Regions from separate parts of the Homo sapiens genome. Here region 2 is linked to region 1. A link is a contact called in ENCODE Hi-C or POLR2A ChIA-PET data. All regions are on one chromosome and are shown on one strand. The core of a region is the stretch at or near the end of the contact, and the rest is flanking DNA. Distances in the headings are between cores, read along the strand shown. Region 1 has its middle 130 kb from the start of TFCP2L1. Region 2 has its middle 88 kb from the start of TFCP2L1.

Region 1 (6,084 bases), core at 1,513-4,012:
GCTCAGGGATAGCAGCTGCCCCCACCTCTCCACCTGCCGCCCTCCTTCCAGGTGCACGTCACTGTTCCTGCTGTTTAGGCCTCCTCTGTGCTCCCACCACCCTTGTGCTGCTGGTGCGTTTGGGGTCTTTGTCTCCCACTAGACCACACACTCCTGGAGGCTGGGGCCATGTCTTGATGACTCTGTGTCCCTCGCGGCCCCAGGCCTGGGCATAAGTGGTGAGTTCTGGAGTGGTCTCAGGAGGTGTCCTGGAGATGGGACAGGAGGGAATGGATGTCTCTGGCGTGGTCCTCATGGAGGTTTTCTGGGGGAAGCAGGGCTGTGGGGCAATCCTAAAGTCCCATCTTGGCCTGGTGCGTTGGCTTACACCTGTGATCCCAGCACTTAGGGAGGCTGAGTTGGGAGGATCACTTGAGCCCAGGAGTTTGAGTCCAGCATGGGCAGCATAGTGAGACCCCAGCTCTACAAAAAATGAACATTAAAAAAAAGCCCCATCTCCTCTTCATCTCTATGGGGACAGCTGCCCAGGTATTGTCCCTACCCTGGCAATGGAGTCAGGGGTCCCAGGTGAGACTGGCAGTGCTATCGATAAGCAGCACACTGCCTGGGAGTCAGGGCCCTGCTCTGTAGCTCTGGGTAACTCGCTGCCCTCTCTGAGCATAGTGAATGCTCACAGGGAGGTGATCGCCAAGGGCCCCTCACCAGAAAGACTGGGCCAATTCCTTGTGAAGATCAGCTCTGGGGTCGTTGGACTGTCCGGTTATTGTCCACTCAAAGGCACAGGGGCATGAGGGCAAAGGGACGGTGTTGACACAGGTGGCATTGGAGGAGGTCAGTGAGGGGGTCCTGGAGGGAGTGGACCTTGAGCTGACTTTTGAAGAATCAGGTTGAAAACGCCATGTGGAGAGGAGAGGGTGGGGCCTTCTTACCATAGGGACAGCTTATGTGAACCTAGAGAGGGGACAGAGAAGCACCTCTGCTGTGTGAAGTGGGGGCAACCAAGGCCTGTGTTCCAGGGAGAGGAGCTTGGGCTTCCTTCTGGGGCCAGTGGGCAGCTCTGGAGGGGCCTGGGCGGGTGACACCGTCTGATTCCCCGGCCGCCCTGGCTAAACAGCCGCCTCTCCTCCACCCTCTCTGGGCCTTCCTCTGCTTCATCCCCTTGGATCACATTAAACTCACATACAGCCATATCTCATTCATTCATCATCTTTATCCCTTGCCATCCTTCCTAGAACGGGACACCCATGAGGGCAGGACTTTTGTCTGCTTTGTTCTCTGCAGTAGCCCCTGTGCTCAGAAGGGTGTGTGGCACATAGTAGGTGTTCAACAAACACTTGCCGAATGAATGAACAAAACACATCAGAAAGCTCACCCTCAGCCTTGTGAAGCCTCAGTGCAGGGTGGCCTAGGAAGCAGGGGGAATCTGAGGGGCAGAATCATCCCCCTTCTCATGGTTATGGAACACTGAGGAGCCCCGACCTGCAAACGACTTCAGTATGGCCACATAGAGCTTTCTTTTTAAGCATCATCTCACTTAATTTCTTTAAATTCCTTTAAAAGGATTCGCTCTCAGCTACAAAAACCTCATGCACAAGTTAATCGAATAATGAAATTTAAGTTTCAAAAAGGAAACACTCAGACCTCTCCCCGTGTCCCCAGCCCAGGGCCAGGACCCTAGACAGAGTCCCAGGAGAGCGTACTAAGATCCCCTCAGATGGGGAAGGTGCGGCTCAGAGAAGGGCAGGGCTTGACAGAGGACACACAGCAAGGAGGGAGGACACCCAGAGTCACAGGCCTGAGCCCACTCCTCCCCTCTCTCTGGGACCTCAGAGGCCCGGGTCCCTCTCTCTATCGCTGTTGATCCGCTGGGTGGCCATGGCCAGGGCGCCACCTCACCACACATTCCCCTTTATTGGAAAATGACAAGATGGCACCAGCTCCTTCCCCAGGTTCCTCAAATTCCAAAGTGAAAGCCATCAGCAGGGACGCCTCCTAGTGCAGAAAATAGGGGAGCTTGGAGGCTGTTGGACTAGGGCTGCCACTTAAGGGTGGGGTAACTTCTCTGACCCTCAGTTTCCTTATTTGCTAAAAGGGACAATGGGATCAATTTTGTAGGACTGTTGCCAGAGCTAAATATTATATTGCAGGTAAAATGGTTGGCATGGCAGTAAATGGCAACCTTTGGAATAAAAATAGTAATTATTATGTATTTATTTTTACCATTGCAGGTGATGGGGTGGGCAAGGTCAAAGGACAGGAACTGGAAACTCTTATGGACATTTTTCCTCCAAGCCCACTTCTAGCACTGGGTCCCCCACACCCCCAGGCCCCTCCCCAGCTGGCTGGGTCCACAGTTCCCAGGGGACGACCCTGCCCAGTACCTCTTGTTTGTGAGCCAAAATAAGCTGTTTTCTGAAAGAAATATCACCCTTTATTGTTCAAATAAACCTGCCTGGGCTTGGAGAGGAGACAGAGGTCAGGGGTGGGAGGCAGAGATGCAAACAGAGACAGAGCCAGAGCTTGGCCGAAAATGGCCACAGAGGAACAGAAAGGAGACAGAGAGGAAGAAAGGGGCAACGTGGGCAGCAGAGAGGGAAGAGAGAGAAAGAAGGGCAGGGAAAGAGACAGATGGGACAGCCAGAGACAGAAGGAAGGGGAAGACAGGGCAGAGAAAGCCCGGGACAGAAACGCAGCAAGCCCGAGAGGAGGAGGACAGGGCGGGTGTGGCAAGCAAGCAGGTGCCCTGTGCACACAGGACAGCTGGGTCCAGCCAGGCCCCACTGGCCCCCCTCCCTCTCAGTCCTGGGAGCCTCTGCAGGTGAGTTGAGTAGGTTTTCCTACTGGGAACAAACACCCTTTCAGGCAGCCTGTTCTCTGAGTGTGGCATGAAGTGGGGGTGGAGGCGCAGGTCTGCCCAAGCCATAGGGCGGGGTTCTGTGGAAGCTCTGCCAACCCAGAATGCTCCCTGTGAGAAGGACTGGGTCCCCAGCCAGGTTCAGGGCCCAGAGCAGCCTCTGTCATCAAAGCTGGAGAGGGGCCAGCCCGGGATGGGGTGAAAGATGTGGGCTGGTCCCTGATGGGTGTGAGCCTCCACCAGGAGCCGGCATGGCCAGGCAGTCAGAGGGACAAAGCCACAGCACCCGGTCACCTGCCCAGTGCCCAACGGTGGCCCGGGCCTTTAGCTCATTGCCCTGACTTATGCGCTCACATTGGAAGGGCAGGACCATGTCTGTGTTGAATCACTGAAGAAAACATCCTAGTCTGAAAAGAATGTGGGCACTTCTCTCTTGGACAGCAGAAGATACTTTGACAAACAGCCCTAAAAACCCGCATTCTGTGCTAGTGGGTTTCCAAGACCCTCCCCAAGTTATCTGCAATTTCCCAGAAGGTTTGCCTTCTCCAGGTCACCTGTGGCTCCAAACGCCTGCTCCCACCATGTCACTACTGTTTTGGGATCATCTTCATGCATCATGATCATCATCATGTCTCTATGTAGTGCACGAGGACCTGAGGACCCAAGTTCAGGCTTGACCCAGCCCCAGCTGAATGGGAAAGGCTCTCTTGTACTAAAGAGCCTGTAGGTGGAGAGAAGGGGTGAGCGATGAGGAAGCTGTAGTCGTGTCACAGGGAACGTTGGACAGTCATTTTTCCAGGAGTCTGCCGGCCCCCTTCCCCACCAAGAGTATCCTGTAGCCACTTCCTCCCACTCTGGCCTCAGGCTTACACCCCAGCCCCTTTCATCTCTTCCCCTGTCCATCTGCCCTCCGAGCCCCTTTCCTCCTGGACTTTCCTGCCTGTCCCCCCAAACCCACCTTTGTCCTGGTCTTTCAGGGAGGTTTCATCTCCCCTGAGTTCCTCCCTCACCCCCACCATCCCCTGCTTGGCATGTGCTGCCCACGCAGTCCTCAGCCCAGCAGAAGACACCTCCCTTCATCACCATCCACCTCTTTTGGAAAGAAGCTGGGGTTTTAAATAGCAAAAACCTCCTTCTCCAGAATTCTGAACAGGGCCAGATCTACAGTCTTCACATCCAACTCCATAATACGGTGGGTAATTCAGAGGCGAGCCCTTGAAGAAGGAGCCAGTTTGCTCATCCCCAGATTCCCAGCCAGGGTGTGCACATCTGTCTGTAAAATGTATTAAGAAAATGCCTAGGCCAGGCATGGTGGTTCACATCTGTAATTCCAACACTTTGGGGGGCTGAGGCAGGAGGATCACTTGAGGCCAGGAGTTCAAGACCAGCCTGGGCAACATAGCAAGACTCTGTCTCTATAAAACATTTTTTAAAATAAGCCAGACTTGGTGGCACACCCCAGTTCCAGCTACTTGGAAGGCTGAGGTGGGAGGATTGCTTGAGCCTGGGTGGTCTAGATGTGAGGACGTGAGATTTGGGAAAGGCCAGGAGCAGAATTATATGGTTTGGCTTTTTGTCCCCACCCAAATCTCATCTTGAATTGTAATTCCCATGTATTGAGGGAGGGACCTGGTGGGAGGTGATTGGATCATGGGGGCAGTTTCCCACCTGCTGTTCTCATGATAGTGAGTGAGTTCTCATGAGATCTGATGGCTTTATAAGGGGCTTTTCCCCATTCGTTCCCTCTTCCTCTCTTCTGGTGCCTTGTGAAAAAGGTACCTGCTTCCCTTTTGCCTTCTGCCATGATTGTAAGTTTCCTGAGGCCTCCTCAGCCATGCAGAACTGTGAGTCAATTAAACCTCTTTCCTTTATAAATTACCCAGTCTCTGGTATTTCTTTATAGCAGTGTGAGAATGGATTAATACAGGAAATTGGTACCAGGAGTGGGGTTCAAACCCATGCAGACAGATGTCCATTATGGACATGCTTGTCTTTCCCAGTAAATCATGAGCACTGGGCAGATACAGCAAACTGAGAAAAAACATAACATCAGCCACAGATGGAGTGAGAAAGAGACCAGAAAATGGGACAGTGGGAGTTGAGCCTGAAGCCAGCACTCCCGTGTTGATTCTTTCTTGTTGCCTTTAAGATTTGTTATTTGCCTTTAGTTTTCAAGAGTTTGCTCATGATGTGTCTTGGTATGAATGAGTTTCTCCTCTTAGGAGTTAACTCAGCTTCTTGAATATGCAGGTTTATGTCTTTTTGCCAAATTTGGGAGAATTTCAACCACTGCTTCTTTGAATATTTTTTCAGCCCCACATTCTTAGTCCTGTCCTTCTGAGACTCTCATGACATGAATGTTAGGTCTTTTGTTGTGCCCTACAGGCCTCAAGCTTCTGTTCTTTTTTTCAGTCTCTTTCTCTCTCTTGCTTAGATTGGGTGATTTCTGTTGCTTTATCTTCAAGTTTCCTGATTGTTTTCTCTGTCCTTTCCATTCTACTGTTGAATCCATTCAATGAGTCTTTCAGTTATTTTTAACTTCTAAAATTACCATTTGGCTCTTCTTTATATCACTATTTTTTTTGCTAAGACTTCCTATGTTTTCATTTGTTTTCAGTGTGTTCAGAATTGCTCACTGAAGCATTTTCATGATGGCTGCTTTAAAGTCCTTGTGGGATAATTCCAATATCTCTGTCATCTCAGTTTTGATCGTTTTTTCTTATTTGAGGTGAGAGTCTCCTGGTTTTTGGAATAGAAAGTGGTGTTTCCCTGTACCTTTGTCATTTTAGGCATTATGCTATGAGACCCTACTTCTTATTTACATTTTCTGGCCTCCTTCTTCCACGGAGGAATGAAAGTCCCTGCTCCCCCACTCACCTCATTTGCTGTCACCCCAGCAGGGGACGGCTTCTAGCCTGGATGAAAGTCTCAGCTCCCACTTGGCCTTTGCTGAAGATGTTGGGGGTGGAGGCCACATTTTTTGTGTGTGTTTGACTGGAGTCAGGTGATTATCTTCTAAAAGTTTTCTCTCCACTAGGCTGCCTCTCTTCTGGTCCTTTGGCTAGAGAGAACAGGCTTTTGTTGGGGCTCTCTTTGGTCTGTGCTTCCTGGCTTTTTGGGTTGCTGGCAATGCCAACATCATCCAGGGTATATTAGGCAAACAAACAATCCTGGGACATTCGCCTCTGAGGTCCTTAGCCAGGCTGCTTTCTTCTTCCCCCTCCAGGGTC
Region 2 (6,084 bases), core at 2,541-5,040, 42 kb after region 1:
TTTCCTTTTTTGTTTTTTTGTTTGTTTTTTCTTTTCTTTTCTTTTCTTTCTTTTTTTTTTTTTTTTTTTTTTGAGACGGAGTCTCGCTCTGTCGCCCAGGCTGGAGTGCAGTGGTGCTATCTCAGCTCACTGCAAGCTCCACCTCCCAGGTTCATGCCATTCTCCTGCCTCAGCCTCCCGAGTAGATGGGACTACAGGCACCTGCCACCACGCCCGGCTAATTTTTTGTTGTTGTATTTTTAGTAGAGATGGGGTTTCACCGTGTTAGCCAGAATGGTCTTGATCTCCTGGCCTCGTGATCCGCCCGTCTCCGCCCCCCAAAGTGCTGGGATTACAGCCTGTTTGTTTTTCTTTTTTTCTTTTTATTATACTTTAAGTCCTAGGGTACATGTGCACAACGTGCAGGTTTGTTACATATGTATACATGTGCCATGTTGGTGTGCTGCACCCATTAACTCGTCATTTACATTAGGTATATCTCCTAATGCTATTCCTCCCCTCTCTCCTCACCCCACAACAGGCCCCATGCAGCTATAAAAAATGATGAGTTCATGTCCTTTGTAGGGACATGGATGAAGCTGGAAACCATCATTCTCAGCAAACTATCGCAAGGACAAAAAACCAAACACTGCATGTTCTCACTCATAGGTAGGAATTGAACAATGAGAACACTTGGACACAGGAAGGGGAACATCACACACCGGGGCCTGTTTGGTTTTTTTTAATGCCACTTTCTTTCATTCATTTACACACTCAATAAATATTGAGTGTTCCGAAGTTCCCAACCCAGTGCCAGACCCTGGAGACAGAATTGAATCGGCTGTGATTGCTGCCCTCAGGAATTTTTAATTAACTAATCTAAGAGACTGTTTCTCTGGAGTAAGGCATAAGTGGCCTGGTTTTTTGCAAAGGAAGCTCCCTTTGCAAACACAAGCCATCCTTCCCCTTTCATTCCTGGGTTAGCCCATCCCTCACACCATAAACCAGGTTGAATTTGGGGTCAAGTTCAACCCTTCATGTGCTGTGAAGGTATTCCACTGGTCTGGGGACAGTGTGGCGGGGGTCTGGCATCCGGCCCTAGGAGCAGCCACAGCAGTGAGGGAGCATTGACCCATGTCATCCCAGGGACCTGATAGCGTTTCCTGCTGCACAGCACCCAAGCCTGGCCTGCAGGCTCTGGGCATCTCTGTAATCCCTTCCAGCAAGATTCAGATGCCTCCAAGCAAGAACCTGCTGCAGGCCGGGCTCCCTGGAAGCAGACTCTGCTTTAGATTAGCATCCGGGACTGTCACTGGGAAGCACTCTGGGACTCCATGTTGGGGTGGGGGATGAAGGTGGGATTGAGTGGAGGGAGAAGTTGGGTTGTGAAGCAGCCTCAGTGGAGGCCTCAGTTGATGCCACAGGCAGCTCTGGAGCTGGCATTGCCCTGAGTTGTCCCAGGTTGGGGCAAGAGACCAAGCCTTTATATCTGCGCATGAGGCTCTTCCACACAGGCACGGGCATCCTCTGAGGAAGAAGATGGCCCTGGGCAATGAAGCTCCCCTCGGCCAAGGCAATTCCTGGAAAGGCTGATGGGCAGCCTCCCAGCAGCTGTGGACTAAGTCCCTCAGTCCTGAAGCAGGACTGGGATGGCTTGTTCCAGCGTCCCCCACAAATGCCGACAGCAAGAGGCAGTCTGGCTAGGGGGAATAGCAACCCTAAAGCTGGTTTTCTCTAAAGCTTTAGAGCCTAGTCCCAACTCCCCACTCCAGCTTACCCCTGGGCAAGCAGCTCTGCCTCTTAGAGGAGCCTCCATTTGCTCAAACCTTGCAGGCTTTAGTGAGGTTAATCATGTCACAGCATTAAGTGAAAGGCTTCCTGGAGGAGGTGACACCTGAGCTGAGTCATGAAAGGAAGTGAAAGGTAGGTGTTGACCCCACAAAGAGGGGAAAGTTGCCCCAGGCAGAGGAGGACACCTGTTGGGACCAGAGGCCTGAGCAGGCTCAAGAGAAGCACCAGCGACTCAGTGTAGCTGCTGTGGAGAGGGAGGGGTGCTTAAGAGATGAGGCAGGATGATGGGCAGGGGCAGATCACAGAGGGCTGGAGGGTCAGGAGAGGGGAGGCTGGCCTCATTCTGCCCTCAGAGGAATCTGCCTTCTATCCTAGTGGCTTCCGGCTTCCATTTGTATGACGCTCACACAAGTTAGGGATGCTCTCAGTGGCTTACTTGTATAAGCTCATTTAACCTTAACAACACTGTTAGGAGGTATGGACTCTTACCAGTTCCATTTTACAGATGAGAACACTGAGGCACGGAGAGGCTCAGTCAGTTGTCCAAGGTCACACAGCTTGTAAGTGGAGCCCAGGCTGTCTGACACCAGAGCACACACTCCTAACCTCTACATTGTTCATCACAGGGGCACCTTTGGGTGGCCCAGGGCTGTGTCCTCTCACCACCCTGATTCTGCTTGACCCAGCCAGGTAGAGCCCTGTGGACGGGGCCCGCCAAACCAAAGCCTTCAAACCCTCCAAACCCTCAAACCCTCAAAGGCAGCTTGTCTTCCAGGGACAATGCCACTGACGCCAAGCCCCAGGGGTTGGGCTATGGGCCAGGGACATGGTTTGGCTCCAGAACATCACAGAGCAATTTGCAACACCTTCCAAATGCAATTGGAGCAGCCAAGAGAGGCAGGTGAGGTGCAGCCCTTACGTGCACCTCAGGTGTATGGCTGGGTGTCGGGTTACCCCAAGGGCAGAGGAAAAGCCTTGGCAGGAGATGAGGGCTGCAGCCAGACCCCTGTCCCCTGCCCACACACCCACATTCCCTCCTGCCTTACGCATTGCTCAGACCCCCACACCCAGTGTAGCCCGGCAGTCCTAGCTACGACCTCCTGCAGCCCCAGCTGCAGCTCCCGCCTCTCACCTCCTTAGCCCCAGTAATTCCACGTGCAGGGGTCTCCTTCCCAACTGGTGTACACTCAGGAGGGGAACACCCATCACCTGCGGCACGCTGGGCTCTGGGGCATAACTCTGGAGGGCTTAAAGACCTCACGTAAGACTACAACGCTTCCCAAGGCTCTGCTGCACGCTAGGTGCCGACTTTGGGGCTTATCTTCCTCATAGCCTCGGCAAACATCAACTGAACACACCTGTGTGCCGTTGGCCTGGGCAGGAGCATTGAGGTGAATCGGGCCCAGGCCTGCTCTCAAGGCACTCACTGGTAAGCACGGGCCTCCTCGCAGCTGGGGGAAATAGTGCCCGGGAGCCATGGGCCTTACCCACAAAGAGACTTAGGGGCCAGTGAGTGATGGAACCAGGCTTGCGTTGGGCCCGCTTTGGGCAAAACACCTCCCATCCCACCTGGAGCTCCTGCCACAATCTACAAGACAGGAGGCAGCCAGACACAGTGGCTCATGCCTATAATCCCAGCACTTTGGGAGGCCGAGGCAGGCGAATCACCTGAGGTCAGGAGTTTCACCCTGGCCAACATGGTGAAACCCCGTCTCTACTAAAAATACAAAAATTAGCTGGGCGTGGTGTCAGGCACCTGTGATCCCAGCTACTCGGGAGGCTGCAGCAGGAGAGTCGCTTGAACCCTGGAGGCGGAGGTTGCAGTGAGCCAAGCTCGTGCCACTGCACTCCAGCCTGGGCGACAGGGTGAGATTCGGTCACCTAAAAAAAAAAAAAAAAGACAGGAGGCTCAGAGAGGACCGCATCTTGCCTGAGCTCACAAGCCAGCCACGGCTGAATTCAAACCGAGCTGTGAATAACTCCGAGTCCACGTGCCCCGGGAACACCAAGCTGAGAGGAGAACAGTGCTGGAACAAGAGACCAGCTCGGGGGTGACACGGAAGGAGCAGGCCTTGGAGAAGAGTGGTGACTCACTGGGACACTTCGTGGTTACAAAACAGGCCAGGCTCCTGCCAGACACTCACACTCGGTTACTTTTCTTTTAATTCCTTCCCTGCCCTTCCACTCCCTGTTCCCTGGGCACAGTAAGTACATTCTGTTCTTCCTGAACTTCTCACTGAACAGGGCAACTCGATTCTTCTCCCATGGACTGAGGGCCCTTGGCCGACTGGAATCACGGGTGCCAGGCCAGGGCATCAGGAAGGACACAAGAGGGACCAGCCTGTTCTGGCCAGCCTGCCAATCTGCCGGCTCCCCAGTGCTTTGGGGTCAAGTTCAACCCTCAACTAAGTCCCAGGCCTTTGAGATGAGCTTACTCTGCAATCTCGTGTCCCCTACCCCTCTCGGGTACCAGCACGGAAGTGCTGACCAACCCTGCATACTCACTGGCCACCCCACACCCCCGGCCTGCCCACGCCACACCTCACCAGTGTTGACCAGAGGAGTTCCTCAAAATAAAATCCAAATTAGCTAATAGTGTTATTGCAATTTCCTAACATGAATTATGGTACTGCGGTTATGTTAAAGGGTGTCCACATTTTTAGGAAACACTCACTGAAATATTCAGAGGTAAAAGGGCTTCCTGTCTGCAACTTACTCTGAAATATTTTAGAAAAAAATGTATTAAGAGAATGAGAGAGAGGGCCGGGTACGGTGGCTCACGCCTGTAATCCCAGCACTTTGGGAGGCCAAGGTGGGCGGATCACAAGGTCAGGAGATCGAGACCATCCTGGAACACAGAGAAACCCCGTCTCTACTAAAAATACAAAAAATTAGCCGGGCGTGGTGGCGGACGCCTATAGTCCCAGCTACTCGGGAGGCTGAGGCAGGAGAATGGCGTGAACCTGGCAGGCGGAGCTTGCAGTGAGCCGAGATAGCGCCACTGCACTCCAGCCTGGGCGACAGAGTGAGACTCTGAATAAAAAAAAAAAGAGAGAGAATGAGAGAGAGATGGGGAGAAAAAGCAACTGTGGTAAAACATGAACATTTTAAGGAGTTCGAATTGTATCAGAAATAATTTGTACTATTTTGGTAACTTTTCTGTAAGTTTGAAATTATTTCTAAAATTTACAGCTGGGTGTGGTGGCTCATGCATGCCCCCGCTTTGGAAAGCTGAGGAGGGAGAGATCCCTTGAGCCCAGGAGCTGGAGGTTACAGTGACCTGTGACCGCACTCCAGCCCGGGTGAGAGAGCGAGACCCCGTCTCTAAAAAATATAAAATTAAAATTAAGTTACAAAAACTTGGGAGGAAAATAAATTTTAAAACCCCACTAACCTCAAGCCTCATCTCCAGGAAGTGCCCCAGACCCCTGAGGCTGGGATGAGGGGTCCTATGGTGTTGTGACAACTATCTTGGTTTTCGCCCACAGTTCCTGGCTCATAACCCCCACAGCCATCGTTACAGGCTTGGGTTATGGTGTTGGGTGTCTAAGGCCTCAGGGGCAGGCCCTTGACCTTCTCCTGCCCTCCCTTCACGCCTGTGTCCCCTGCCTTTCTGACTGTGGGTCTTAAGACCACAGTCTTACCCTGGGGGAAGGAATGCTGATGTCATGAGGCTTCCATAAAAACCCAAGAGGACAGGGTTCAGGGAGCTTCCAGGCAGTTGAACACATGGAGAACGCTGGAGGGTGGTGCCCCAGGGCAGGCATGGAACCCCCACACCCCTCCGCCATACCCTGCCCTATGCGTCTCTTCACCTGTATCCTTTGCAATATCCTTTATAATAAAACAGTAAACGTAAGTGTCTCCCTGAGTTTTGTGAGCCGCTCCAGCAAATTACTCAAACCCAAAGAGGGGGTCATGGGAACCCCAACTTGAAGTCAGTATGTCAGAAGTTCCGGAGGCCTGGACTTGTGACTGGTGGAGGTGGGGGGCAGGGGCAGTCTTGGGGACTGAGCCCTCCACTTGTGGGGTCTCACACTATCTCCAGGTAGGGAGTCAGAATTCGAGGACCCCCAGCTGGAGTCCGCTGCTTGGTGTGTGGAAAACCCCCGCACATCTGATCACAGAAGTATTCTGTGTTGATGATTGTTGAAGAGAGTTTTCTCCACACGGTTCCCTTCCAGACATGCCCCATCCCCTCACCACTGCATGCCCCCATCACACCTTGTCTCCATGTCCTGTTTGCTTGCCACTTTAGGAGTGAGTGCCCTGGAGGATGGGACAGTGTCTCCTTCCGATCTGTGATCTGGGTGA

The links. Hi-C counts contacts between places; a loop is a spot of excess contacts on that map. ChIA-PET counts read pairs that join two places held with the same protein, here RNA polymerase II (POLR2A).
Region 2: a map of PC-9 shows a loop between it and region 1 (2.3-fold over the local background). The contact joins two enhancer-like sites. A Hi-C loop is called at or near these places in 2 of 168 maps with a recorded cell type or tissue (Calu3 and PC-9). POLR2A ChIA-PET finds 5 or more read pairs at or near these places in 2 of 52 experiments (MCF 10A and Panc1).

What each region holds. Positions count from the first base shown.
Region 1 is chr2:121,152,874-121,158,957 of GRCh38, forward strand. No RefSeq gene overlaps it. Among named protein-coding and RNA genes, the nearest start is that of TFCP2L1, 130 kb to the right of the region's middle. Within about 2 kb of position 2,763, at least 5 of the 41 ENCODE cell types and tissues checked have a DNase peak (open chromatin) inside an H3K27ac peak, as active enhancers do.
Region 2 is chr2:121,193,666-121,199,749 of GRCh38, forward strand. No RefSeq gene overlaps it. Among named protein-coding and RNA genes, the nearest start is that of TFCP2L1, 88 kb to the right of the region's middle. RefSeq lists enhancers at 3,312-4,210, 6,056-6,084. Within about 2 kb of position 3,791, at least 21 of the 41 ENCODE cell types and tissues checked have a DNase peak (open chromatin) inside an H3K27ac peak, as active enhancers do.